Regions from separate parts of the Homo sapiens genome. Here region 1 is linked to region 2. A link is an interaction called in ENCODE POLR2A ChIA-PET data of the cell type or tissue named here. Cell type or tissue: OCI-LY7. All regions are shown on one strand. Each heading gives the region's core, and the rest is flanking DNA. Links, peaks and the distances in the headings are about the cores only. Region 1 overlaps REPS1 (RALBP1 associated Eps domain containing 1). Region 2 overlaps HECA (hdc homolog, cell cycle regulator).

Region 1 (2,918 bases), core at 330-2,829, 180 kb before region 2:
TCGCTTCAACCCGGGAGGCGGAGGTTGCAGTGAGCCAAGACCAGGCCATTGCACTCCAGCCTGGGCGACAGAGCGAGAATCCATCACAAAAAAAAAAAAAAAAACAAAAAAAAAAAACTGAAGAAGTATCCCCTTCCTATCAAAGGACTCTGTGCAGTCAGGATCCTGACCACTCCTGCTTTCTCAAGGACTTCTCATCTCCCTTATCTTAGCAATCCTAACAACTAAAATCATTCTGCAGAATTTCTCACACTCAAAAAGAAACAAACAAAAAGATTTCCTTTATATCCTCATACATCTCTAGCTTCTACCCTGTATCTATTCCCTTTCATAGGTAAACTTCTTTAAAAGCTATCTATACACCCTGTCTCTAGTTCCTCAGCCATCATTTATCCCTCAAATCACTCAAATCTGGCATCCATCTACACTAGTCCATGAAACTGGCTCACTGAAGTTACTAATAACTTCCAGGTTGCCAAATCCAATGGCCACATTCCTGCCCACATGTTCTCAGCCTCTCAGTGAAATTCAATACAGCTGACTACCCACCCCCTTGAAATACTTGCATTATTTGGCATCCACGACATGATAATACTATATATTACACATTCCCAATTTGTACCACTCTGATTGTGTGCTTCCTAGCGTCCTTCCAAGAAGCCTTCCAGTTTACCCAACTTAGAAATGTTCAGCATTCCTCAGGATTCCAGTTCTAGTCAATCTTTCTCTCTTCTTTATAATCTTTTCTTCAATTATTTCATTACCTTAAGTATCACTAACATAGTGACAATCTTCAAACTGACATCTCTAAGCCAAGTATCTCTGAATTCCTCAAGATGTATAGATCTCTCTAACAGGCCTACTTGACAATCTTACAGGCTTCTGAGAACTAAGATAGACAAAAGGGGAACTGCTGAATTCACCCTTACCTCTCCCACGAAACAATCCCCCCCAAAATCCACTCCTCTTCCAACCATCCAATAGTGGCAACTTCCAGCAACATCCTTGAGTTCTTTCCCCTCCCTTATGTTCCATATCCAACCCTATTTATGCCTTCGTATTTCTACCACCTAAAAAATTCTCACAGATGTCCACTGCTCTCTATCCTACTGCCACCTCGCTAATCTAAGCCATTGCTGTCTGCTGCCTGGACTGTTGCATATCCACTAGCGTATCTGCTTCCACTTGCCCCCAGTATTCTTTTTGCTCATACAGCAGTCAGCATGATCTTTTAAAATATAATTCAGATGATGCTACACCCCCGAATAAAAACTTTTAGTATATTTCCACTAAAATCCAAATTCCTTATCACTGAGTACAAGGGCCTGCCTTATGCAGTCCCTGCCATTCTCCCCTCTTGTCCACAGTTTCAGTTCCTTAAACACACTGTGCTCTTCACAGCCTCAGGCCCTTCCCAGTTCTCTCTATATGAAACACCTTATTCTCCCTCCCCTGACCCCCCATCCAGGCATCCTCTAAGGGGCCTTCCCTTACACCTAAGTAGGTCCCCACTACCTCCTCTGATTCTACCACCCAATGATTCTCTATTATTGTACACAGTTCTTTTTTCCTTTTTTTTTTGTGGGTGGGGCGGGGGGGGGGGGGAACGGAGACTTGCTCTGTCACCCAGGCTGGAGTGCAATGACACTACTATGTTTACTATGTCTCATTGCAGCCTCAACTTCCCAGGCTCAAGTGATCCTCCTGCCTCTGCCTCTCAAGTAGCTGGGACTACAGGTGCAGGCCACCACGCCTGGCCAGTTCTTTTTCTTTTCGACATTGGCACAAGTCAGAGAAGATGTCTTGATCCTTCACCACTGCATGTATACCCCCAATACAAAGAACAGCCACAAAGAAGTCTTTGTTGAAAGTATTTAAAACTGATTTAAGACAGAAGTGTTTAGCATTTCACAGGTCAGCCTGCTCTTCCTTAAAACTGAATTAATGTAGAAGTCCATAAGATGAGCTTGACTCAATTAGGGGAAGGCTGGAAATCACAAATTAAGTGCAAAATTCTGTGGAACTATGTTTTCTAAGCAGATGTCCAGTGCGTGCAGCAGAATCTCAACGGAATCAACAGCCCAAAAGAGACAGACTAATAAATTCTGTCTTCATTATTTAATGAGACAGACCCCAAATTCAACACCTGGCTAATTCTTGAAACAAAATGCAGAAGAGATGTAGTATTCTTAATTTTAAAAAGCCTAAGTCTTAGAATTTATCAAATCTCAATGAAATCTGGTATACAGTTTAACTTCCATTAGACAAATTTCTTACACAGAGGGAAAAGATGAGTGAAGATGCATCTATAATAGGAAAGGCTACAGAAAATAAAACCTATATAAGGGAAAACATCAGAAATGACAAGTCTTATCACCCATTTCAAATTCTCACGACCTTGAAGAACTAAGCACCCATGGATTTATGACCCTTTCATCAGTTTCCTCTTGTATATATCTCCTCTTTGTATTCCTCAAAGAATGTCAAATAATCCTGTTCCAGTGTCAAGATAGTGGAGCAACTAACCACAAGACTTTGTGCTACTTTTAAAGGGGTGTGGCTGGAATAGATTAGCCGCTCCTACACAAAGATACTCTCATTTGAGTCAGAAATCATGAAAACCCAATCCCATAGCTATATCAGACATTCTGTGATTTGTTCAGGGTTACAAAGTTAGCTGATGCCAGAACTGGAACTTGCCTCCCACAGTTAGTGCTCTTTATACCAGCTTCTCATGCTCTTGTGTCGCTCCATCAAATGTTTGGCACGAATTCCCAATATACTAAAACTCTAACTCTGGGCTATTGATTAAAACAAACAAACAAACAAACAAAATGACTGAAACTAGCACAAGAAACTCAAGAAGACAGAAATTTTAAAAGTAAATAAATAGGACACTACAGAAACACATTGACTGT
Region 2 (2,918 bases), core at 180-2,679:
AGTAAATTCTGAGTTCATTTCTTACCAATCTCTGCAGGGGAATCTTCTCCTCCAGCCTTGGTTCCAGTCCTTGCATCCCAGGATTCTTTTCCTGGCCTCTGGTCTCTGCCCACTCCTCCCGTTTTTCTTGGGCATCTCATTAGTCCTAGGGATTTGACCTTCATCTGTGGGTGAGTGACTCCACATCTGTATTCACAGCTCTAGCTCTCTTGAGCTCCAGTCAAATTCATGTCTCCTCCACCTCAGTGGTACACAGGCACTTCTAAATCAGTGGGTCCTAAATAGGGCAGCCCTAAGTCTTTTTCCATCTTCCCTGTCCTGCTGTTCCCACATTGCTGTCCGTCAGCATGGACTCTCACACACACACACACACAAACACACACACACACTCTCTCTCTCTCTCTCTCTGAGCATCTTCTCACACTGCTCCTGAAGCACAGGCACTCCTTATTTCTCAACCCACAGCACCCTCCCTCTGGCCTCCTTACTTCCAGTCCCGTGCCCCACGCTGCCACCAGGGGAGCTTTCTAGAGCAGAACTCTGAGCCTGGGAGTCTGCCTTTAGCTTCTGTCATCTATACACATAATCTAAACTGCTTCATGACCAAGCCCAGTGGTTCCCAATTGGGAGAGTAGTATTTCCCTCCAAAGGGGCCCTTTGAAAGTGTTATGAACATTGGGGGTATCATGATGGGGAAGGTGGGGTGGGTGGGCTACAGATACTGAGTGCTCAGGCCTAGTGATGTTTGCTTCCTGTAGTGTGCTGGACTGGGCTGTCCAGTGCATTACAGGAAGAGAATTGTCCAGATGCCAGTAGTGCCCTCATTAAGAATTGGCGATGTAGTTTTTAGCTTCTGCCTAGAGGATGAGGAGAGAAATGCTGAGCACTGGTCCTGGAGAGTACTTATTTTGGGGATTGGGAGGCAAAAGAACTGCATGGTATAAAATCCTACGGAAATGCAAGCAAGAATGTAAGGGAGTGATGAATTGTATTGAAAATTGTAGAAATGCCAAGACACAAGTGGGGAAGGCTGTTAGTTGTGTGACTCCCTGAAGCACCCTTGTCATCCCAGCCTGTAAGCCACACTAACCTCCCCCCCACCGCCCCCCACCGCTCATACAACCGGCAGCCACTCTTTTGGGCCTGTGGCAACAGGTTTCCTTCCTTGGTCCTGCACTATGAGACTCTCAGTCTCCCAGTTTGGCCCCACATTTGGTCAGTTTTGCCATCTCTACATTAGCCCCTTCCACCTCTGGCCACCTTATTACACAGCTTCTTTTGTAAATAAAAATATCCCAAGCTGTGTCACAGTCAGCTAACGACAAGAACAGCAGCAACAACATTAATGATCCTTTATGTGCCAGGTACTGTGCTAAACTCTTTATAAGCATTTCTTATTTAATCTTCAAAAAATCTCTATAAGGTAGCTACTACAATTATGCCCATTTATGGTTGAGGAAATGGAAGATTAAACAGATGAAATAACCAGTTCACTTTTACACGGCTAGTATCCCATGGAACCAGGACTTATACATACATGTCCTTTTATTTCTCATTTTAAAAAAACAGATTTTATTTTTTAGAGCAGATTTAAGTTCACAGAAAAACTGGAGGTATAGAGTGTTCCCATATACCTCCTGCCCTCCTCCAGCCTCCCCCACTGTGAATACAGAATGGTACATATGTTACAATTGATGAACCTACATTTACACATCATTGTCATTTAATTTCATAGTTGACATTAGGGTTCCCTTTTGGTATTGTACATCCTGTGGATTTTGACAAATGTATAATGACGTGTATCTGCCATTATAGTATCACGGGAATAGATTCACTTCCCTAAAAATCCTCTGTGCTTCACCTGCTCATCCCCCACCCCCTGTGGCAACCACTTTTTTTTTTTTTTTTTACTGACTCTATCATGTCTTTTTGACATTTTAGAAATAAATTCTAAGCTCAGATGTTCAGTTATCATTGAATAGCTGTAAGGAATCAGTGGAGTTCCCATATCCATGAATCATGTTTATTTCTTAAGAATTGGGTTAGCGGATTCTACTTTCTGTCACCATGTTTTCTGTCCTTTCTGGGAACCGGCTTGGCTGTTTGCACAGTGTGGGACATGTGTGGGACATGTACTTAAGATAGAGTACAACTATGTTGTTCCCACTTCCTGTCCTGGTAGCTTTGGAAGAATTCTGGTTTTTTCCTTCACAGCCTGGCTTTGTAATTTTGTGTAGACCAACAATTAGTTTGATTCAATATCCCTGCCATTGGGTGTCAGACCACCTTAGACGAGAAATCGGTATGAGACCGTCTATGTTCCAGCGGCTTTCTGGTATTCAGGACAACCTAAAGCTCAGGATGAAGGGCGTTGAAGGTCCTTTTTAGAGATTCCACCAGACTGGTTGGTTAAGTAGCTTCATCATATTATTCCCTGGTTCACTGGAGTGATTCATCTTTAAAGGAACCCTGGAACTGCCTTTCATTATATTCATGTCTTAGAAAAACCTTATACCATACTGTTGCAAGTACAGGTTGAGTACCCCTAATCCAAAAATCTGAAATCTGTTCTCTCTTTATTCCTCCCCCAGAAGCCCCATGTGCCACTCCCCTGATCTGCAGCTTCGGTAGGCCGGTGGACCTGGAGAAGGACGACTACCAGAAGGTGGTGTGCAACAACGAGCACTGCCCCTGCAGCACCTGGATGCACCTGCAGTGCTTCTACGAGTGGGAGAGCAGCATCCTCGTCCAGTTCAACTGCATCGGCCGCGCGCGCAGCTGGAACGAGAAGCAATGCCGCCAGAACATGTGGACAAAGAAGGGCTACGACCTGGCCTTCCGCTTCTGCTCTTGCCGCTGTGGCCAGGGCCACTTGAAGAAGGACACAGACTGGTATCAGGTGAAGCGGATGCAGGACG

What was found. Peaks named below come from ENCODE experiments on the same cell type or tissue, not always from the same donor. Only the 100,000 strongest peaks of a DNase experiment are listed, where the experiment ranks them.
Region 1: POLR2A ChIA-PET joins it to region 2 with 14 read pairs; 4 of 35 experiments call an interaction of 5 or more read pairs at or near these places.

The regions. Positions count from the first base shown.
Region 1 is chr6:138,979,094-138,982,011 of GRCh38, forward strand. The region is part of intron 1 of REPS1 (RALBP1 associated Eps domain containing 1); the gene reads right to left. Among named protein-coding and RNA genes, the nearest start is that of REPS1, 7.7 kb to the right of the region's middle. In OCI-LY7, for the core only: no CTCF peak of the experiment used is centred there; a DNase peak (open chromatin) is centred at 1,388.
Region 2 is chr6:139,163,693-139,166,610 of GRCh38, forward strand. HECA (hdc homolog, cell cycle regulator) reads left to right here. Exons shown (of 4, transcript NM_016217.3): 2 at 2,592-2,918. It also overlaps a transcript of TXLNB not described here. Among named protein-coding and RNA genes, the nearest start is that of HECA, 30 kb to the left of the region's middle. RefSeq lists an enhancer at 1-373. In OCI-LY7, for the core only: no CTCF peak of the experiment used is centred there; no DNase peak of the experiment used is centred there.